3 separate regions of the Homo sapiens genome follow, and regions 2 and 3 are each linked to region 1. A link is a loop called in an ENCODE intact Hi-C map of the cell type or tissue named here. Cell type or tissue: heart right ventricle. All regions are shown on one strand.

Region 1 (8,000 bases):
ACGGCCAAAAAGGCGAGCTGCTGAGGGAGGAATCTCAGAGAACTTTACAGAAGTTTGTGTGTGTGTGTGTGTGTGTGTGTGTAAGATTGTGATGGCCTTTGTGCAAGGTTGTAGTTTTTGCAGAGTCTTTTGTGATAGTTTTTGTTATCAGGCACACAAGCATGCAAACCTGCTCTTCAGAGCCTTTTCCAACCCTATTCGTCAAGTTTTTTTTTTTTAATACTGGTGACTCTATTTTGATTCTGACAACTTTCACATTTCCCACCTTTGATCAAGATCTTTCTCTGAAAGCATCACTGATTATCCTGTAGTTGGATGTGACGGCCCTTGGTCCCAGTTGCTTGTCTCATCCCACCTTGTGGGGAGTGAATGTCGGCTAAGAGTCAGTGTCAAAACCCTTTCAGCCACATTTGAACAATAAGGGAGATTTGAAGAAAGTGGTTCTCATGCTAATTCTACCTAGAGTCTATTATTAAGTTCAATTTTGTCTGTTCCATAGTCTTTTGTTATCATCTCAAAGTGCTGGGCTAGTATTATCCTATTAGGGTTGTGTTTCTGCAAAAATTTTAATAAGTAATAGATACAAAGTTTTTGTTTGGTTTTGAGATGGGGTCTCTGTCACCCAGGTTGGAGTACAGTAGTAGTGTGATCCGGGGTCACTGCAACTTCTGCCTCCCAGGCTCAAGCAGTCCTCCCACCTCAGCCCCTGGAGTAGCTGGGACCACAGGGCTTGCAGATACAAAGTTTAAAAAGGGAAAATACAAAGTAAAAATATCAAGGCTTCAGTGAGCCATGACCCATGGTGCCACTGCACTCCAGCCTGGGTGACCGTGTGAGACCCTGTCTCAGACAACAACAACCAACGGCAGCAACAAAGTAAAAATAATAGTAGTATGAAAATCCCAGTTTAAATAATGGTATTGAGCCATACACTGAGGCTTAAAGATAAACAATTGAAGACATCAAATGATGAGAGAGAATTAAGTGAGAGCTGTTATTACCATGTGGCCTGTTTTCCTATTTAACCAATGGATATTAAAGGATCTCTTAGTCAAGTTTCCAGCAGGAGCTACTGATTATGAAATTTCAATTACATTATTATCTTGCCAAGTGAAAAAGTAGGCATTAAAAGGGGTAAGAGTCTCATGATGTGGAGTCTTTCGATGTCTTAAGAAAAGCATGAAAACATCAACTCTCCTGGTTTGCAGTCTGAACATCTCTGGTCATGACATTAGGCAGCATGATGGATTTCTTGTTTGGCCCATACATCAGGTATGAGACTTGTTCCTTTCTATCTTATTTCACTAGTATTAAAGAAAAAAAAACACTTGACAAATAGGGTTGGGGAAGGCTATGAAGAGTGGGTTCGCTTGCTTGTGTACCTGATAACAAAAAATATCACAAAAGACTGTAAAAACCACAACCTTGCATGAAGGCCACACAATCTTATACACACACACACACACACACACACACACACACACACAAATACTTCTGTAAAGACATCTGCCCAGTAATTGCTTGTCCAACCTTGTACTGGCATCACCCTTTCTATTGATCTTTGTAGCAAGGATAATTATCTCCAAACAATTATGTAATCCATCTCATTTTTCCTTTAAAAATTTTTGTCTTTCTTTACCTCTCTTAGTATGCACATAGTTTACTATGGCACACATATTTCCATTGCAATGCCTTACTCCTGAGTACATATCATTTTTATTTTAGAGAGCCCCTCTTCTGTTTGTTATTTAAGTTGACAAGTGCTGAGATTGAAGAGCTGACAAAAGAAAGATGTTAGTCTGAATTTGAACTTTCAAGTTCATATTCAACCAATTCAGGCCTGGTTACGTATGTCCCAAAACCTTACCTCATTCACCATTGTAATGGCCAAACCATGAGTCTCCCATAAATAGTGGAGTCTTTTGGATCCAGTAAGAAGTTTATATAAGATTTGAAGCTGATAAATCCTAAAGTGACCTCTTCCAAAATCTATTAATTCATGGCCTCTGAAGCTTAGCCAAAATCTTTGTTACTATTACTTCCCCTACCAGGAACATGTGGATACAGCCTACATTGACCCAGACATGAAACAGATAGAACTACTCATTCATTCGACACATATTTGTGAGTTATATCCCAGGCACTTTTCGAGGTCCTGGGGAAATAACAATGAACTAAGTAAAGTTCTAGACTCCATATAGCCTCTCTTCCAATTTAAATCAACAATTAATCGATAGAGGCTAGAGAGAAGCCAAATGGGATCAGAAATGGTGCTTTAAAAGACATTCATTCAGCAAAAAATCACCCAGAAGTTTAGATAATCTCTTTTGCATCTCATCTCAACCACTCAATCCCAGGTGTGGCCACAAATAGGCCTAGCACAAGTATAACAAGTGTTAAAGGGAGAGGGACATTATTTATCTGAACCTACAACTTTATCTTAGATAAAGATGGATTAATTATAATATAATGCTGACACCAATTGCAGTGAAAAAATTTCCCCCAGAGAGTCCCCCATTTGCAGGTACTGTTTATTAATAGATTGTCTATGGAGGAGGGATTTTAGCTGTAAAATTTGCAAATAAGACATTTCCCAGGGAGTGTTTCAGATTGGAAGTTTCCAGCAGTTAGTGTCTAACCATGCAAGTGGAATAGAGAGGTCTCTAAACTAAAACTGAGAAAGTATTCTTTGGGCGTTGGCCAGTAGAAGTTCACTGGTGACATAGGAAAGAACAGTTTCAGCCAAGAGCTGGAAGGAATGATACCAACATTGTCTTTGTCTTTGGTGGATTTCTAAGTCCCCAAATGGAAGTTGATGATAATCTACGGTTCTCCTTTGTGAAATGTCTCAGCAACTTGAAAGAAAGAATCTCTACATAAATCTAGCACTCTGTTGTTGCTTAGTCACTGTCAACCTGTTTTATTTTGTTGGTTTGAGTTACCTTAATGTTTCCTCGTTATAAATAGATAAGTTCAACCGACATCAAGATCTCTGACTGCAGTAGGATTCTGTGGGGAATCTGGAAGCACTACCATTTAGCACATTACTAAGACGTAACACATGCCCCATCCCCTGTCAGACCTCTGATTTGTGCATCGAATCCCCAGAATCCCCAGAACAATAATAGACTTTACTTTGTGATTCCTCTGGTGACACATTTCTTTTAGTTCTTCTGGCAGAGCTGGAGACTCGCACGACAAATTCACTCTGACGTTGTTTTCTAATTAGGTGCCTTGACACAGCAGGCATTCCAGTCTCCAACATTTCTTTTGTTTCTCTAATGTGCCAGAAAGCTGTCTGCTTTTTAGCTGCCTGACCTTTCAGAAATGTTACCTGCCCTGTAAAATGAGATAACACATGGAAGGCACCTGGCTCAGTCCGTGGCACCTGAGAGATTCTTGAGAAGTGTTCATTCCATTGCCCTGTTTCCTCTCTCCGCCTTCATACCTTCTGGTGCTTTAGTGAACCTCAAAGATAAAAATATTCCCGTTGTAAGGTTTACATTTTTCTTCATCCCAAAATAGAACTCAGTAACTCTATAAGCAGATACTATATGGATTCCACATTTCATTTCCTCTTATTCTCACAGGGTACCTTACAAGTTAGAAATTTGTATTGTCTCTGCTTTTTGGAGAAAGGAATCTTAACTTTTCTCAAGTAACCGAGGTTGCAGAGTGGGTCAATAAGGAACGTGGGACAAGAACCCGCATGCGCCTCTCTCCAAAAGTCTTCATCCTCAACCCCTGCACCAGACTGTCTTCCACACATGGGCTCTGAGCGGCCAGCACTGGATCTGGAGAAGCCACCACCCTGTCCTGTCCTCCAGGCAGAACGGAAGTGTGCCTGACCCCAGCTGTAAGCACCCGCCCTCTGTGGCCCGGAAAGAATCCAGTCGCAGGGCTTGGCCCTTCCCCATCCCCTCCTCTGGGCAGCCCGCGTTGAGTCCCATCTGGAACGTGGAGGAAGAAGGCCCTGTAGCAAACGCACAGCTAGACCCCCTCCCTCCCTGCCAGGCCTCCCTCGCCAACTCCATGCCCAATTTCAGCCCTGAGGGGCGAGAACAGCAGGTGCTCGGGCCGCCTTCGCCCTTGGTGTTCTGGGAGCCCATTGTCTAATTTTGCTCGGGCCTGGCCTGCTTCCTTTTTAGTCCTGCGCATGTGGGCAGAGTACAAGCTAATTGGCAGGGCTGTTCCAAATCCTAAAGAACGCGCGCGCTGCCTGCTCGCCAGCGGGAGGGCCGTGTGCCCAGCTTGCGCCCTGACATTTTCCGAGGCCTGGGCGAGGCCACCTGCCTGACGAAGGCTTACCAGGGAAAATCAGGTCCTGACAGCCTGACAGGGACAACCGCCCAGAGGATTCATCTGCTCGCGATGCCTGGTCAGCAAGGAGGAGACTCGACCTGGGACGAGGAAGAGGCCTTGAAGGGACAGAGGAGAGCGCATCCTCCATCCCCCGGCCAGGGAGAAGTCACGCGGACCCCCAGGTTGCTGGGCCGCGATGGGGGGAAGAGGAGACCACCCCCAGCTCCGCAGCGAGCGCCCTCACTTCGGGGAGACAGAGGCGTCGATCCCTCCTGCGGACGGCTGGGGGCGCTGCGCTTCAACCGAAGGCAGAGATCCTGGACCGGGGCGAGGCAAGCCCTCCCGGAGGAGAGGAGCTCTGAAGGGGGAAAACAGCTCTGCAGAGTGTAGAGGAGCCGGACTTTGCAGCCAGGTACCTCTGTGCAAGTCTCAGCTGTGCCTCTGAAGTAGCTAGCCGTTGCCCAGCACTGTGCTAAGGTCTTTTCATCACTGTGTAATTGAAGGCTCACAGCCACCCTTTAAGGAAAACGATCTTGTCGTCATTATTTTATAAGAAATGGAATGGAAGCTCAGTGCCACCCCTAGCCCATGGACACATTCCCAGAGAGCGGCAGTGTGTCTGGCCTGGAACTTAATGAATTCTGTCGGACAGAAGTCCATGCTCTTAACCATTAGGCCTCCCATACAAAGATACTTTGTACGGGGACATGAGACACAGCCTAATAGCACAGAAACTCACAGAGGACGAGTTTCTTAGTTTTGTCATCTCTGAAATGGGAATAATAATATTACTCCCACCTTGCAAGGCTTTGGGAAAGATTAGAGAGAATGTAAAAAGGTCCATGTGAGAGGTCCTCGTGGGTTAATGTGTGGGGGGAGTCCCCAGTCCCTCCCCGGGCACTCAGAGCGATGTGGGAAGACTGTGGAGCCCATGCTTATTGATGCTGTTTCATTTCAATTAAACCTCCGTCAGAAACATCGCATGACATCAAAATGGAAGAGATGTTGAGTCTGAACGGTGAGGTCATAGATTTTGTTTTTATTTATGTATTTTCCAAATAAAAATATGTATCATGTTTTCTCATCATAATTGTAATATGTGATGATGTATCAATTATGGAAAATACAGAAACTGTAAAAGAGGAAATGAGGAAAACCTTTGCTTCTCACTGTTACAGATAACTACTGTTCAAAATTATAGATAACAACTCTGGAGGCTGAGGTAGGAGGACTGCTTGAGCCCAAGAGTTCGAGGCTGCAGTGAACTATGATTGCACCATTGCACTCCAGTCTGGGTGACCAGCAAGATCCTGTCTCTAAAAAAAATAAAAATAATAAAAATTTTAAAAATATTTAATTAAAAAATTATAATGAATAATAATTTATTGTATATTTTAAAACAACTACAAGGAAAGAATTATAATGTTCATGACACAAAAAAAGATAAATGTTTGAGGTGACAGACATCCCAATTACCCTGACTTGATCATTACATGTTGTATACATGTATCAAAATATCACATGTACCCCAAAAATATATATAACCATGATATATCAATTAAAACATACTAAAAAAGAGCGATAACTACTCACTTTTCCTTTACTTAGAGTGTTTCATTAATACATTTACTGTTTTACAGAATTGGTATCACATTGTAGGTTACTATACTACACTTTTAAAATGTAATATTTCATAAACATTTTACCATGACATCAAATAATCTTAACACATTTAAGAATTAATGGTTGCCTTCCAATTTTCTTTGCAAAGTGGTTCATTATTTTTGTCATGGAAAAATAAATTTACACTTGAAAGAACTTTATTGTGTTAAAAAAATACTTGTAAGAGGGCTGCACTGCTTTGCCCAACAATGCAGTGTGTTATGTTTTATGTGTAGTGCAGGTCTGATGAAAGGTGATAAGCCTCCAGTAGTAACCATGATATGTGAAATGGAGATAAAGATGGTTGATTTTGTGAGGATTAAATGAGATCAGATAGGCAATGTGTCTCTAAGACAGTGTGGGCCATGGTGAATGCTGTCATGACAAAATTATGTTAGTCAAGGACATTGCTAAGAGAATAAGATGGGTGCTGGTTGGGGGTGACCTGGAGAATTGGAGGATAGCCCTGCCAGTGGCTGCTGAAGCCAGCTCCTACAGGATATCAAAAGCCAATGTTAAATACTCAGGAACTTTACAAGCTGGTTGTAAAAGCCTGTGAAATTTCACTGGTAGCTTGAAATCTGTTATGGTATGAGCATTTACACCACCAAAATTGGAAATCAGCAAATGCTATATTGTTCTCTATGTATGTATGTACTTTTCAGAGAGCTGATTTTACCAGCACACCACTAGCAGGGATAATTCAAAAGCTTTGCTTTTTCTCAAAGTGGTGGAGCCTGCAGGAAATGCTTGTGAGGGCTTGTAAAGCATTAGTAGATTTTGTTGAGATGGTGTGTGATAAACATGAGCTGAAATCTTGGTCTGATTGCTCTTGCTCTAACTGGAGGAAAGAATAGGGAAGCATAAGCGTTGGGGAAGCTAAAAGGGTAAACCTGGGGAGTTATTGTTTATGCTCCAAAAACAGAAATAACTGGATTAGAGGATAAGACTGCAGGAGATGGGAAGCCTTGTCACTTGGAGTGACAAAGACCTATTAGTAAATGGGAAACTCAGGGCTGAAGAGACATTCTTGGCCAAGAGAAACTTGTGGGAAGGAGTTTGATCGATGAACAAACACAGCAGTCTCTTTTGCCATAGAAGGCAGGTGGCAAGGATCAGAGTCAGAGGGTCCGTGCGCTACAAGGGTTCACAGATCACTGGTCTGTCTTCTTCATCTGACCCTGTCAATTACTTCTGAGATTCCCCACCCCCACCTCCAGGAGCTCAGGTGCAGGCTATAGTCTTCTTCTGCCACTTCTCTGTTCTGTCAGCACACCACTGCTTCTGTGCCCTTTGCCCTTGCAGTTTGGGTTTTCCAAAGGCAGAAGCAAGGACAGCGTTCTTCAAGAGGACTTCATGGTGTTTTAGAGATCAACACCTTGGAAAGGAAGAAAAGAAAGAGAATAGGGCCTGGGAAGACAGCTTCAATGCAGACCCAATAAAGCTTCCGGCAACCAGGTGAAGAATCTCCGGAGAGACCATTGCCCTTCAAATGTTCTGTGCCACCTGGGCCAGGATTTTAATAAGCTGCTTTGCTCAGTCTCCATATGAGAGCTGCCCAGGAAGGGAATGTCAGGGGCAAGGAGACTGCCTGCAACTGAGGCAGACCCTGGAGAGATAGAGGCGGGGGACTAACTACACTCCCACAGTGATCTGCTTTTGGGGAGGTGGCGTGGCAGAGAAGACACAGCTTTCTTCTTCCTCCACAGTGAGGGAGCAGCCTCCTTCACTACCCTCAGTATTGGTGCTCTTTAGAGGAATTTTCTGAAGGGCTGGGGACATCAAAAAGGAAGTAGGACACAGTAGAGAATAGGTCATAATTAATGTTAGAGGTGGCCACTGTCAGGGCTCACAGGTCCAGGTGGGCCTATCCTTGGCCTCTGCAGAGGGTTTTGGGGCCAGGCTCCACTGGCTGGGCCTGCCCACCCCTGCATCATGACTTCCTGTCCAGACCCAACTGCCCAAGGTCAGGAGAGAAGAAAATGCTCTCTGCCTCAGCCCAACTCAGGGCCTGGCTTCCCAGGCTCCATTTCTTG
Region 2 (8,000 bases), 210 kb after region 1:
GTAGATATGATTACTATTGATATACTGCTTTATGAAAAGACACACACAACTTCACTCAAAGAGTGGAAAAACATTTACTTCTACAACACGGAAATTTAATAATAAAGGTATAAACACTACCCTAATTTCTAGTCATTTAAATGTGCCACAAAATCATTTATTCAAGAGTTAATTTATCACCCTTTTTAGAGTTTTACCTTCACCATTTTGTTACTAAACACAAAGTTTAATGCCCTTTAACCTCTGAATTAGTCTAAGTTTGCTTTTTTAAAGATTTTTTATGGCACATATTTAGGAATGAATTAAAATTAACTTTGCTATGTGAAAATTTTGAAATATTTAATGATAAGTGGCAACAAGCCAGATAATTGTAAAAGCCAGAGTTGGTATAAGTGAATGAAGAATGTTAAGTTGAAATACTTTTGGAGCTGTTTCAAATTATAGTAGAGTTGAAACCATATCCATTTACTATTCAGTACACATGTGCCAGGTATAATATATAGTTCTTATGGCTTCAAATAGTCTAGATCTAGAAGTAAAGACATTAACTCCCTTAGATAAAAGTCCTTTTATCTAATTCCCCAAAGGGACCCAGCACAGATGAAAGAATAACTATGAGATTGTGACAAACCTTCTACCCCTACCTAGTATCTCTTGGTTGGACTCAAAAGAAGCAAATACTGCAGAAGATAAACAAAGGAGCAAACACCATTGGACTATCTGTATCTTACATAATAAAATAGTAAGAACTTCCCCCACCGGAATCAGTTATCCAGCCCCTTAAATACCTGGTCCAAAGCTTGTAAGGGGAGGAAGGGAGTCCCCTTAGTCACGTATCCCCCACACTTAGCACAGGACACTTAGTATCACCTACAGAGCCAGAACGGGTCAGGCGAAGGAACGTAGGCTTTGGAGTCAGATTGGGGTAGAATCAGGCTCTACTATGTACCAACTATGAGACCCAGAGAAAGTTAATTACTCTAAATCTCAGTTTCCTCTTTTATAAAATGGGTATAATACTATCTACCTTACAGGATCATTCTGAGAATTTGAAACAATATCTACAAAGCAACTGCTATGATGCCAAGCACGTAGTAGGAACTTAATTGAAGATATCTATCCTTATAAATAAGCGAATACTTATCAGGAAGTACACATGCCTTTAAATGATAAAATGGCTATTATTTCCTAAATGCTCTTTATACTTAGCTGTCACTCCCATAAAAATGCTTCAGGATACTCAAAGCTGATGCAATCTCACTTTCTCTTTATTTATGTTACAGCCCATAGCAAACCAGACTGAGGAAAGAGAATAGAGAAGCAAGCACATGGATAGCTGGCAAGATACCCATCGGAGAGGCACCAAAGAGCCAGGAGCAGATGCAAAAGCCCAGAATAGTCTGGAAAATGCAGTACAGAGACAGCAGCTTTCAATGACTGAGCCCCAAAACCAGTGTTCATGTGAATGATCACAAAGAGGTCAGATTGCCTGCGGTAGACTTATTCTGCTTAAGAAGCCGAAAGAAATAGAATCTATGTAAAAATATATATATATATTTATATTCAACTAGTTAGCCTGGAGTCCTTCCAGCTGGAATCCATGTCTTTTCCCTTTAGGTTCTCATAGCATTTTGTTTGCTTCTCCACGACAGAGCTAAGCACAGTCTGTTTGATGACGTTAGTCTACGCATCAGGAGAACACAAACCCCTTGAAAGCAGGTAACCAGTTTTACTCATCTTTGCTCAGTAAGTATTTGTTGAATATACCAATTTACTTTTCAAGATAACGGATGCAATTCTAGTCACTTCTATGTCCTCAACAAGTTCCTTCCTTTAAGAATTAAGTTATAATATTCTGTAAGTATCTTCATGGCTTATTGATTACACAGCAACAGCATTTATGGATCATTTATTTACAACTTTAAAATACTGGGGGCACTATTATCATAATTATAGGGCAAGAGATAGTATCAAACCAAGTGATCACCATCACCTTCTCCAGAAAGCTGCCCCAGATACATTCTTCTGCCTAGTTTGGTTTTATAACTCTCTAAATGCTCAAACCATTTATTCATTTTTTTCGGTCAACATATACTGCTGCTGTGGGTCCAACATTATACTGAGCACCCCTGGAGACATCTAAGAATACATATATGAAAGGTTTTGTCTTCAATGAAGTGATTGTCACAGAGTAAAAGATGAGCAAGTAAGAAACTGCAATATAATAAGGTAATTGATATAACTAGCATGAAGCCAAGCATAGGAGATAAAGTTACAAAGTGTGCCTATCGGATGGAGTCAAGAAAAACTGTGCAGAGAAGGGAGGATTTTAGTTGAGTATTGGTGAAAGTTAACATGAAAAATATCAAATCTGGCACCTGTGCTATCATAACTGTTTCTAAAGAAAAAATATCAAATCTGGCACCTGTGCTATCATAACTGTTTCTAAAGAGGAACAGTGGAACTGTCTTTACCGTAAAAGAATATAAACATATCATAACCTTTCTGAAGGTCATCGAATTTCTATTTCATATTGCCTTTTTGCTGTTAGCTATGACAGTGAAATTACTTAACTTGGTTAATTAAAGAGGAAGTTAAATTTAAGGAAGAAGCACTCACTGAAAAGAGATCAGATGTCAACCTGACAACCCACAGCAAGGAAGAATCGGGTTTCAGTATATATACTCTTGTCAAACTTAAAATGAGATTCAGAAAATATAACTAAGCATAGAGTTGATTCAAGCACAAAGCTTGAGGACAGGCACACAGAAAACACAGACTCCAAAGGGATGGGGTCAGTGGTTCAAAATAGAGAAGCTAAGGTTTCACTTATATAGGCAGAAACAGTTTTGGGAGGATGGCAACATTTTCCCTACAAGGCCAATATGTACATTGCAGTGATTTGATTAATATAGCTTGCTACATCCCAAGGAAGGCTGCTTTAACATTCTGTGAGGAGGAGTAATGTTCTGAGAGGGTCTTACCTCTGGCACCACTCAGTCATTCCTACTCATTTACAGGAAAAACCAGAAGTTACAACTGTATACTCACATGACTCAAGCTACATAGACACATTCCTCTCAGGGCTCAAAATAATTTAACGTTCCAAAGGCTTTAACACTCTACACCTATACATAGAGAATTATACAGTTTCTTGATGTGTTTCTAGGGTTGCTATCAAAAATTTAACAGTGAAAACCAAACATGAATAGTATTCATAATATCCCAAAGTCTGAATGTTATATATTCACCCATTCATGATCCCATTCAGCAGATATTTATTCAGGCCCTGGTAGTGCCAGGAGCCATTCTAGATGCTGGAGCTATGATGGGAACAAGGAATGAAGTTTTCAGTGGTTATCTGAAAGGTTATTTGAAATATCTTAATATTAGCAATCCTAGAAAGGTAATCATTGATGGCAGTATTTTCACGCTGTCCCCAAAGGGAAAAAACACCTGTAAGGGAGAATTAGAAAAGGAGAGTCCCTGATTTGGGGATGGGAGGAGATTGGATGTCTCTCAGCTACTTTCTAAGACTTTGTTTCTCAAAGTGTAACCTAGGGACCAACAGGACTGGGATACACCTAGGATCTTTTTAGGAATGCAGAATCTCAGCCCTAGCCCAGACCACAGAATCTGCAATTCTAAGAAGATCCCAAGTGATCCCTAGTTATTTGTATGCACACTGAAGTTTCAGAAATGTTGCTCTGATAGGTTTTATTTACAAGTTTAAACACAGGTCACCTTACATTTGTGGCAGAATCAGACCTGTAAGGCTCCTTCTGACTTTTAAGAGACTCAGGCTTTGAGAACTTGTTTTTGATAGTTGGAACAGCAAAACAGCACTGCAACGTGAGTCCACACATGGGCCTGAGTATGCTTATACCATTTCTGAATGGCCCAAAGTGTTTATTCACTTTGGACAGAACTGATCAGAAATGCAGATTCACTGAGCCTGAGACAAATACATAATTGATTGTCCCCCCTGCCCCCTTCTTTTCACATGCAACATGTGGATTCAATGAACTCTAGTCAAAGACTCACAAGAATGTGACCTTGCCCTCTTTCTTTCTCTTTTCTCTTACAGCCTGCTTTTCCTCCTTTAAATACTTGTATTAATCCATTCTCTATTATATATATATCTATATAGCACTGCTATAAAGAAACACCTGAGACTGGGTAATTTATAAAGAAAAGAGGTTGAATTGGCTCACAGTTCCACAGGCTGCACAGGAAGCATGATGCTAGCACATGCCCACCTTCTAGGGAGGCCTCAGGAAGCTTACAACTATGGTAGATGGCAAAGGGGGAGTCAGCATGTCCTAGAAGGCAGGAACAGGAGCAAGAGAGAGGGGAGGTGCCATATAGATTTAAACAACCAGATCTCGTGAGAACTCTACCACGAGAACGGCACCAGGGGATGGTGCTAAAACATTCATGGAAATCCACCCCCATGATCCAATCACCTCCTGCCAGGCCCCACCTCCAACATCAGGGACCACAGTTTGACATGAGATTTGGTGGGGACACAGAACCAAACCATATCAATATTGAAGACCTCAAAATCCTCTTTGGAAAAAGTACAGGCCACAGGTCCTACTGTGGCTTATGTCCCTTTAGCCCAGGCATCTCCTCAACTTTGGCAAAATAAACCTCTAAATTCATTAAGACTCACCTCAGTCATTTTCTTTGGTTTCAAGGTATCTTTAATTATAATTACTGATTCTATTTACATATACCTTGATAAGCGATTATCCATACAAAATAACAAGTTCCTATTCTACTCAACCATATCATACTGAAAAATATAAAATATAGCAAAACTTGAAATATTGCTATCCTTTCCTTTGATTCTCAGTTTCAGTAACTGGATAAGGATTAAGTTTTAAACATACAAAGTTGCTTCTCCAAAAGTAAACAAAAGAAATCCATTGACTCTAAGTATTTGTTAGTGTTTTCCTCATGGATCTGATGCCAGTGATGTCTTCAGCACAAAGCACTCAGGGTCCCTACACAATTCCCATTAACCTTCTGCCCATATAATGCTTTGTTTCTTGCTTTCAATTTTAGAAATAAATTTCAATCAATCTCTCCAACAGCTGGAAAGAAAGAGTAAATATAATCTCTCTTCTCTTTCAGAGTTCGTTTTTGAAACTATAATTCAAAAGCACATTCTGGGCAAAGTAGGGACAGTAGCTTCATTCAATCTTATATGCTAACTCAAGTAGACAAAGGCTGTGAAATATCTGTCCCTCACTGTCCCTTCACCTCTGAGGTTTCACACATAAAAGCTAACAGCTATTTCTTGAAGAACAAGTCAAACACAGCAGCTATAAACAAATAACCTAATAAAAAAAAAGTTTTGGTCTAGATATCTTCAGAGATTACAAACTAAAATAGGTGGCAGTATCAAGCAAAGTCAAGGCTTCAGAACAGAAGAGAGGATATTAACATCAGTATATTCAGCAAACTAATAAAAAGACAAAACATTAAAACGCAGATCAATGTTTACATTGAGTAGCTTCCTTTAGGAAAATGAAACATTCGTTTCCTGAGAAAGGCAGCACTAGCAAAAATGTGTCACTAAATTGTATATTCGTCAGTACTTCAAACTAAAATTTTATGAAAAGCACAGAAAGAGTTGTAAAGCAAAAGCAGAACCGTCAGAACCGTCAGAAGCACTGCTTTCTGTTCAACCTGTACCTGGGGCAATGCTGCATTTACCTGGGACCGCAAGGATGCAAATATCTGAAGGCAAAGTCAGCTAGTTAATATTGCATTCTCCCTTCCACTCAGAGAATCTCTGCAGAAGGAAATGGGGTTCAGTTCTTTAAAATAAGCTTGGCTAGAGCACAACTCTGGCTTCCTCTCCCCAAAGTGATGTGGGCTGTAGTATGCATCACTTAGAGGCATTTCATGGTGCGCTTCCCAGCTCGAAGGTCTTCCTAGAAAGATCTGGTCAGTTTACTGTTTAGGAGGGAAATGTCCCTAGCTGAATTCAGACCAATTGCCTCTGGAACACATCAATCCTTTCAATGAAAGGCTTTATGCTTCTTTCTGACTCAAAGTTTTCTCCTCATGATACCAGGGACAACTTTTAAGGCATAAACAATAGAGATGAAACAAAGCTACTAAAATTTTTAAAAACCTTAAAAATCTCTCATCAAACAGAGCCGGTCATATTAAAACAAGAAAGACAGAGAGAGCTCAAGAGGGGACAGGCAAAGAGAATTAACAAGGAAGATACTGATTTTGCTCCTACCCTGTATAACCTGAACAATTACAACAATTTTGTGTAATACCACGAATATAAAGAGATTCATGGAACTTCTTTGTATTATTTATCTATAAAAAGATCAATCAAAGTTTGTTCTGAGCCATTGACCACACAGATGTACTGTGAACAAGTACAAATTGTGGCCCTCCTACATGCAAACAATCAACGTGGTGGTTACGCCCTCTTCTTGCCACTTTGCCTCATGTTACATGGGACAAATATGACCTTATTTCATAAGCAGAAAAACAAAGAGCTCACTTCTGGTGCAATCTTTAATTCTGCTGTTTCTGACAAATACAACAGCATCCAGTTACCCACCTCCAACTTGTGACCCTACCTATAAGATATGACGTGATTCTCCCTTTGGACTGACAAAGAATTGTTCTCACACTCACACCTGCAATGAAGAGAAATTGTGCTTTGCACTCAGCCTGTGGGGACTCTAGAAACCAAACTCTTTATAAAAGAAATAAGCCCTTCATAGGAGACATGGTGGCCATACCATCATCTTTCATTGCTCTCCTGCCAATCAAACCTTCTATCTTATAAACAATAAATAAGCTCTCCACCAAAAGCTTCTTGTGACATTCTCATTAGGAATACTTCTACATTGCACATGGACATGTCTAGGAGTTTGGAAAGCATTCCACACTACTAAGAAGGAAATTTCATTTAAGGAGGCGGCTTTGGCTTGGACTTGTGATTTCAATGTCACAAAATTTTTTGCCTTCCAGGGAAAGCAAAGGATTAATTGGGGACTGAGGAGTGCTTTTATTCATTTCCAACAACAAACTAACACTAACATTTATTTTTAAAAACAAAATTATTTATAAAGGATATAATCACTCAATGGAGCATTTGCTCATTAAGTTTATAAACACGGAAAACTTGAGCTTTCAGATGCTTGTAATTTGCTAATGCCCTTTTCGTGAACTTGGAGCACAAGAGGCCTACAATGTGCAATATGCTCATTTGGGAGAAAATTTTGCTGTTAGCTTTTAACTCATTTGTTTTTGAGCATTCCAGGCAACCATGCCTAAGTCTTTAGAGAAACGTGTCTGTGTGTAGAATTCTTCAGGACTACAAAACACACTATTACAACTTGAAGGACAGACTGAGATTAGAAAAATGTTCCAGATTGGGCCTGGTAGCTCATGCTTGTAATCCCAACATTCTGAGAGTCCGAGATGGGAGGATCACTTGAGGCCAGGAGTTCGAGACAAGCCTGGGCAACACAGTGAGACCCTGTCTCTCCAAAAAAAAAAAAAAAAAAAAAAATTAAATTAGCCAGGCATGATGGTGTATGCCTACAGTCCCAGCTACCTGAGAACCTGAGGTAGGAGGGTTACTTGAGCCCAGGAGGTCGGGGCTTCAGTGAGCTATGATCGTGCCGTTGCACTCCAGTCTGGGAGATGGAGTGAGACCTTGTCCCGAAAAAATAAAACAAAAACAAAAAAATGTTCCAAAGTTGGGTAAAAATATAAAATGGTTAAAAGAACAGACATGGCAATTATTTTTATATGGTCCATTTAAAAAAATCATAGGCTTAAAAAGCAATTTTTAGCCCAGGCATGGCAGTTCACACCTGTAATCCCAGCAGTTTGGGAGGCCGAGGCAGACGGATCACCTGAGGTCAGGAGTTCAAGACCAGCCTGGCCAACATGGCGAAATGCCGTCTCTACTAAAAATACAAAAATTAGCTGGGCGTGATGGCATGTGCCTG
Region 3 (8,000 bases), 180 kb after region 1:
TTAGTCGAGTCAGCATCTGCCATTGTAGCCACCGTCCCACTTCTTAAGTGAACTGGGGTAGTTTTTAACTTCAGTTTCCCCTTCTATCAAGTAGGGATAATCATGATAATAATTACGTTTGAAAAAGCCTCATACACCGTAAAGCACAAATCCAAGTTGTAACGGTTCAGGGGCAAAATAACCAGTCACATGTAAAGTTCCAAGTGCAGAAGGCAGGAGCTGTACTAGTCTCTACGGAGGACAGCCAGGGCCTAATGAGGCCCAGGGGCCAGGTAGGGGCTGCCTGGAGAGGTGCTCATAGCAAGGCAGGTCCCTTCAGTCACACCAGCCAGGAGTCCAGGAAGAAGCCATTGTTTTGAATGTCTGAATCTGTAGTGTCACTCAGGAGAAAATAACTCCAAGGGGAAGTGCAATAGGTAAAGAAACCTTTGACTTCCTCTCTTGTCACTGAGGCACGTTTTGAGAACTTCCCTCATCCCCAAGCAGGCCTTGCCTGCAGCTCCAGTCCTTTCACCTTTCACTGAATGGTGCCAGAGGGCCAGGAAGCACCCAGCAGGTCTCCACTGCTACAGACAATACAAGCACTTGAAGGGGCAAGGGAGTAATTGAAGAAAACCAAAGGGACTTGGAGGGCCCTGCCAGCGTGTCCCTGCCAATGGTCTCTGAAAACTCAGGTGCTCCCTCATCTTGCAACCCAGCTGCCTGGCAGCAGGGAGTGACAAATGGTCTTATTTTCTACTTATCTCTCTAACTTCAAAAGAACAGGCTCATGATACCAGCTGGCAAGGGAAGGAAAAGTAGCACTTGGATTTTTTTTTTAATATAGAAAGTATAGAGCATTTCTTAACTTTCTGTCATAGAAAACGTTTCCAAGTAGAAATTTTTGCTGGCTTTACCTCAGCTAGACCAAACTTGGCATCAAGGCGGCATCTAGCATGGTATCTATTTTGTGCTGGCCGAGGGGAGGAGAGTGAAGAGGTGGGGCCAGTCTACTCAGGCCCATCTACTATTTATAACAAGTGCTTCCATGCTAATTGTGCACTGGCCTTGTTCTGGACGCTCTCCTTATTAACTATGTGTTCCTCCTCAGAACTCCAAGTGGTGGATACCATTATTACCTCCATATTATAGATTTGGAAACAAATGCAGCTAAGTTATAAATCCAAAACAGCACAGGCAGTGGTGACACTGGAATCAAACCCCAGCTGGTAAGACAGAATTCACAACTACTCCATTCCATGCTCACATACACGCATGTTTCATTTTCCCTATTGAAATGAGCATCAGCATGGCCCAGGAACCACCTAAAAGGAAATAAAACTAACATATTTTGAGCACCTTCTCTGAGTCAGACACTGGGCTGAGCACTTTTACTTCAGAAGAATGCAGTTAAAAGCTCTGAGCCAAGGTCGACTGGCTTCTGTGATTCCATGAGCCCCATGTGCACTTCGAGCCATTAAGACCTTTCTGAGGCTCAGCTCAAGACATCAGGGAGTCTTCAAAGCCTAAACCCAAGACCATGTTCCTCACTTATCTTGACTTAAATTTCTCAGCTTTTATGACTATAATCTGGCCTATCACAAATCCGTCAAACACTTCTCCTGCCCTTAGGGCTCTTTACTGTCTCCTATGATTCACTAAAAACAGAAAAAGGGAAACATGATTTTCTCTCTCACCTTCGGGAAATAACAGCTTCAGAAGCCAACAGAAGCTTCCTTATGCCAGCAAAACAGCTACAGTAGAGGCAGCTAAAGTCTATCACTAAGCAGCACAGAGAGGAGCAAGGTGGCATTGCTCCTGTTCATTGGCCAAGCTGCCTCCCAATTCTGCCTCTCTGGTGGTCCCCCATGTACCCCTCTTTGCCCAAATCACCCCCTGACACACAAAAGGCTGAGTGTACACACCTAGTGCTCACTTAATGCATAGAGATTCCAAGCAGAAAATGAGGGCCACTGCCTCCATCAAACTCCTTTTCTCTTAGATCCAATAAAAACTAAAACTTGAAAGAGAAGGAAATTCTCACACTACCACTGCTACCTCTCAGTCACATAAATCAGCACTGTGCAATAGAAATATGTGAGTTATGTGTGTACTTTTAATGCTTCTAGTAGCCACATTAGATAAAAAGCAGCAGGTGAAATTCATCTTCATATATTTTATTTAACCTGATAGATCTAAAATATATCATTTAACATGTAATCAATAATTATTAATAAGCTATTTTATATTCTTTTTTCATATTAAATATTCATTTAATATGAAACTTAAAAGCTCATTTTACACTTACAGCACATCTCAATTAGGACTAGTCACGTTTCTCATGCTCAATAGCCACATGTGGCTCATGGGTACTGTGCTGGACTGCACTGACAAACATTATTCTCTCTGTTACTGTCCACAAACACAGGTATCTTTAATCCATCTTCGCTGAATGCAATCAAAAATTATGAGACATAAACAGTGAATTATGACTTTGCCTCCAAGTGCTTTTAATTTCTGAATAAATCTGATGTATTTTCTCATTTAATTTTCACCATAACCTTGTGAAATAGGTCTCACAGCATTTTAGATGAGTAATAGATTGGCATAACACCATCACACACACACACACACACACACACACACACACACACAGCCACAAGCATCTGTTATATGCTCTCATTTAGGTACACCCAAGGATCAGAACTTAACTGAAGCCACATAGCAATACAAAGTCCAAGTGAAAGAAAGCAGCCAAATTCTTGCTCGCTTTACTGCTGCTCAGTCTCACACCATCATTCCAGAAGAATTTACTGCAATAATCTAAGCCCCTCCATTTAAAGGGATGTTTATAAACATCAGGCTTAAGCCAAACTTGGCAGCAGTGCAGGCCACCTTAGTTATATGGGAGGGCTGGTTCAGTCAGTGCCCAACCTGATTCCTGAACAATCTCTCTGCCTCCAGCTCCTTGGCCATCTGGGAGCCCTCTGTCCTCTCAAGCCCATGCAGTTCCTGCCTTCGGGGAGCTAACCAGCTCACAAGAGAGATTAGACATATAAACAAATAAATCAAATAAACAAAAAGTATTCTGGGATGGCAGGAAAGAGATACCTTCTGAAGGTATTAGAGGAAGCTCTGTATAAAAGTTTATATTTGGAAAACAAGCAGGATTTAAAGACATGAAGTCGAGAAAACGGGCCCGTGCCAAGCAGAGGTCACCATGTACTGGAGGGCCTAGAGCAGCGAAGATGCAGGATAAGTTCACAAGGCTGCCTTGCTCAGTTGACTGAAGAAGGCGATCATGAAGGAACAGAGTACAAAACAAGGCTGCGCCTGTAATCTTAGCACTTTGGGAGGCCAAGGCGGGTGGATCACCTGAGGTTAAGAGTTCAAGACCAGCCTGGCCAAAATGGTGAAACCCTGTCTCTACTAAAAAAAAAATACAAAAATTAGCCGGGCGCGGTGGTGGGTGCCTGTAATCCCAGCTACTTGGGAGGCTGAGGCAAGAGAATTGCTTGAAGCCAGGAGACGGAGGTTGCAGTGAGCTGAGATCACGCCACTGCACTCCAGCCTGGGCGATGGAGTGAGATTCCATCTCAAAACACACATACACCCCCCACCCCCGCCCCACACACACACACAAAGGCAGCAAAGGTGGATATGAGCCACCTTCAGGTGCCTTGGATGTTCACTAAGGATTTGGGATTTATTGGCACAAACAGAAAGTTCTAGAGAAGATTTAATACCAACAGAGGAGTACTTTAAAAAGCTGATCTGATAGTGGTGCCAAAAAATGAAGAAGTAAAAACAGACCAAAAACAAGCAAAGGAACAAACAAGCAATAAAGGAGGTTAACAGGAGATTCCTCCTGAGGACACTGCAGTTCTTGGGGTGATGGGCTGTCACAGCCTAAACTACAGTGGTGGTAAGAAAAGCAATGCTAGGAGAGAGTGAGATTTATAGGATCTGGAAACTAACTGCAAAAGCCAAAAGTGACTCAAGTTTAAAGCCTACATTATTGAAACACTGGAAACAGAAAAAGCGCAGAAAAGGAAGTCAATATAACTGTAAGAGTTTCTCCCCACTTGGGGGCGGGCTGCAGGAGAGATCATGATCTCAAGCCTGACGTATTAATTTCCCTAATAAGGCCTAAATGTGTTCTATGCACCCACTTTAGTTGTCTAAGAGAATGACTGTTGAAAGAAATCCAATAAGCACTTGGCCTTCTAGAACTTGCTTAACCAGTTCATGATAACTTGAACCTGTTGGTCACTTACTTTTTGCAAGCTGGTCTTGGCAATCTGCTCAGCTGTCCTCTGAATGACCTCAGCAGATCTGCTGACCACTATTCACATCTGCCCTGACAACTGAGAGAAGGAAAATTCCAATCTGAAGATGAAACCTTCTGAAGTGGATCTGACCTCTGAAAGGGCCACAGTGTGTCAGGCAGAACTTTAGATCTGAAACTTTTTATGCTTCAACACTTAAAGTGAAAGAAAATATGTAAGTAAATATCACTGGTGAAGTTCCTTGTCAATGATTTCCTAAATTTTCTGAAATCTAGGAGTCAAGATGCCCATTTAGCATTTAATTCTGCATGGTGGAACATGCTACAGAAATTCTGTCACACACATTTGTTGTGGTGGAGCTCCTAAATAACCAAGACATCATGGCGCCCAAACTGCTTCAAAAAAATGGAAATTACCATTTGTATAAACACATTGGGCATCAAAGCTCCTGAGGATGTCTTCAGAAGCTTTGAAATTAAATTAACACCTTTAGGAAAAGGATCAAATGTGTGTGTACACACACTCAGAGACACATACTTCAGAGCCATCCCCAAATATGCCACCCTTCACAGACTTTGTCACATCTTCAACAACATGTGGTAATAACATTTAAAACATTTTAAATGTTTAGCTTTTAAAGCATAAATAAGGTCACTTTATTCGGTGAAAAACAGAGGGGTATTTTAGAAAGCAGAATATAATTGTCCAGGTTGAAATATATCCCAGTCATGGAGTCATAATTTCCTCTTGCAATGGGCGTTGGTCTCCAAAGACGGCTCCCAACAATTCCTCCTCTTTCTACGGGCACATTCTCAAGAGGTGGAGAGACTCTATTCCCTCAACTCTAGGCTGGTCTTATGACTTGCTTTCATCAACAGAAGGCAGCAAATGTAGCATTCTTGAACTTTCAAGCTCAGGTCCTAAGAGGCCTGGCAGCTTCCACTTTTTCTCTTGGAAGCCGGGCTGAAAAGTTTGGCTACCCAGCTGGAAAGAGTGGCCTTGTGGACAGAAGCCCAAATCCATCTGGGATAGCTGAGTTCAGCTGAGATCCCAGCTGTATGCAGCTGCATGACTGAGCCCGGGAGAGAACAACAGATGAACTCCAGCCATCCCCCAGAATCGTGAGGAATAATAAGCTGGTTATGTTTCAAGGTACTATGTTTGGGGTATTTGTTACACAATAAGAGACCACAGAAATAATGGGTTACAAATGGTTAAAAAGTGGGCCTATCACTATCACTCATCTGCCACCATCTGTGATCATTGTGGGATTTTGAAAACTTCTTCTCCTTGCGAATTAATTTAAGTGAAGAAACACAGACAAGACCTTAACTCGTCATATTTAAAATGTGATATTCAGTAATATCTAGGGTACTGGAACTGTCTTGACATTGGATTCTGGTAATTCTTCCCCCAGAGCCCTGCAGGGCTAGAAAAAGTATCTCCCTTGATTGGTGAAGTTCTCTCCCCATTGTATTCCTGCTGTATTTAACACAATCCCACAAACTTCCTAATATTTATGTTAGAGAGATTAACAAAATGATAGAATGCTGGAGTAAATAAAATTTCAATGTGGGTGTTGGGAGGATGAAGAAAATTTAGCAGAGGCCTTAAACGACGCTTTATGGCATGAACTACACAGAGGCACAGAGAGAGCAATGACCAGGTGGGCTTGGGGTAAACTGATTTTTAGCCCCAATCTTGACCCTCCCTGCACCTATACCCTTGCTGTAAATGCACTGTGGTCAGAGTGTGCTTTTTTGCCTAACTTTGGGCTCACTCATGTGACCTGCTTTGGCTAGTGGCATGTGGGTATGAGTGACAGTGTGCCAGCTCTAAGTCCAAGCTTCAGAGGCACCATATGTATCACTTGCACACTTGCCCTTCTGTGAAAGGAGATCATGCCCCCACTAGCTTGCTGGTCCCTGGAGAAAGATGAGAGATACATAGAGAAGTGTCACCACAGCTGACCCACCAATTCATAATCAAGAAAGAAACAGTTACTGTGGAATGCGACTGAGAGCTTCAAGTTGTCTTGTAACCAAGTATCCCCATTTTTCTAAGAGAGAGAGTTTTTTTTTAAGTTATTTCTTCTTTTCTCTTTCCTTCTTTTCCTCTGTTCCCATTTCCTACCTAGCTCTTCAGAAATGCAATCATAACCTTTACCTTCCCTTCACCAGACACTCACTACACTGGAAGCTTATCTAACTACGTGCTTACTTTGAAGCTCCAGGGCAGAAACTCTCTCCCACAAGGAGATTGCCTCAAGAGACAACAGTCAATTTGCAACCTAAAGTATGTCCCTGATGGAAGGCTCTCCCACCTGGAGAGTGTCTTGAGACAAAGGCCACTATACAACCTAGCTCTGCTTGTGATGCAGCCAGCTCGACCACCAGTAGATTAAGCACGAAAGCGAGTCACGCAGACCCCCAACTGCTCACTCCCTCCTCTGAATGCCATTCATGCCAAGTCCCCCTTTAAAAGTCCATGCTTTCTGCCCCAAAAGCAAAACAGTGCTCTTAAAGGCAGGAGCCTGTACCTCTTCCCCCAGGCTAAGCTATGGAATAAAGTCACTTTCTTTATGCCAGACCTCGCTCTTGTGAATTAGACTCTGCAAGTGGCAAGTGACTGAACCTGAGTTTGTTACAGTCTACGCAGCAATAGTTGACTAACACAAAGCTCCTTTATCAGATGCTAACATCTGCAAAATACACATGGTGCTTTAGAACAATAGAGTCTTCCTGGCTATACAAGTTGTGAAGGGATGGTTAAGTGGTCTCATTGCCAAGCAGAATGTAAGCACAACGTATTGAATATCACCAAATCTTGCTCTGACAATCTAAGGTTATCTTTTTAAAGACTGTCATTTGGTATTCGAAGTTCTCCATAATTTAACCCTAACTTAGTTTTCTAGCCAATTCTGTCCCATTTATAGTTTATGTTCCATTCATTAGTTCCATAAATTAGAATATTTATTATTCTTGAATAAGTCTTACATTACCTAGCTGTTCCTTTTCCAGTTTAGATTGAGACAGGTTTTGTTCTTTCAGTCCTTTAAGGCCAGGTTTGGATGTCATCTCTGTAAGAAATCTGCTCTGATTCTGCGGTTTAAGGCAGAGCATCTATCCCCTGACTGTTATCATGAGGTATGTCTTTTCCTCTTCGGGCATTTGGCTTATTCTACCTCGTAACACTTCCTTATCTTCTTACAAAGTCCTAGATGGCAAGGTTTATGGATTATTTACCTCTGTAATCTCCATGGCATTTAGCAAAAGGCCTTATACATAGGATACAGACCAATCAATACTTTTGTGCATTAAAGAATGAGGGCCGGGTGTGGTGGTTCATGCCTGTAATCCCCGCCCTTTGGGAGGCCACGGTGGGCAGATTGCTTGAGTCCAGGAGTTTTAGATCAGCCTGGGAAACATGGCAAAACCCTATCTCTATTAAAAATATAAAAAATTAGCCAGGTGTGAGCGCACGTGCCTGTAGTCCCAAAGCTACTCAGGGAGCTGAGGTGAGAGGATCACTTGAGCCCAGGAAGTCAAGGCAGCAGTGAACCCTGATCGCACCACTGCACTCCAGCCTAGGCCACAGAGCAAGACTGTCTCAAAAAAAAAAAAAAAAAAAAAAAAAAGACCTATGGGAGGCTGCACGGCATCAGGAAACAACATGGAGAAAGAAAGGTGGACTTTGGAGTCTGAGCAATCTGGATTCTAGCACTTCGTAGCT

Evidence for each region. Hi-C counts contacts between places; a loop is a spot of excess contacts. Peaks named below come from ENCODE experiments on the same cell type or tissue, not always from the same donor. Only the 100,000 strongest peaks of a DNase experiment are listed, where the experiment ranks them.
Region 2: it touches region 1 in a loop (3-fold over the local background); 3 of 110 quality-filtered maps call a loop at or near these places.
Region 3: it touches region 1 in a loop (2.4-fold over the local background); 11 of 110 quality-filtered maps call a loop at or near these places.

What each region holds. Positions count from the first base shown.
Region 1 is chr1:184,660,737-184,668,736 of GRCh38, reverse strand. LOC105371648 (a long non-coding RNA gene) reads right to left here and starts at 4,395. Exons shown (of 3, transcript XR_007066768.1): 1 at 4,309-4,395; 2 at 3,136-3,468. In heart right ventricle, CTCF peaks have their summits at 4,351 and 4,575 (motif pointing right); a DNase peak (open chromatin) is centred at 4,596; H3K4me3 peaks cover 1,151 bases; H3K27ac peaks cover 623 bases.
Region 2 is chr1:184,451,018-184,459,017 of GRCh38, reverse strand. The region is part of intron 1 of C1orf21 (chromosome 1 open reading frame 21); the gene reads right to left. Among named protein-coding and RNA genes, the nearest start is that of C1orf21, 68 kb to the right of the region's middle. In heart right ventricle, no CTCF peak of the experiment used is centred here; no DNase peak of the experiment used is centred here; H3K27ac peaks cover 812 bases.
Region 3 is chr1:184,479,519-184,487,518 of GRCh38, reverse strand. The region is part of intron 2 of C1orf21 (chromosome 1 open reading frame 21); the gene reads right to left. Among named protein-coding and RNA genes, the nearest start is that of C1orf21, 96 kb to the right of the region's middle. In heart right ventricle, a CTCF peak has its summit at 4,062 (motif pointing right); a DNase peak (open chromatin) is centred at 5,268; H3K27ac peaks cover 7,556 bases.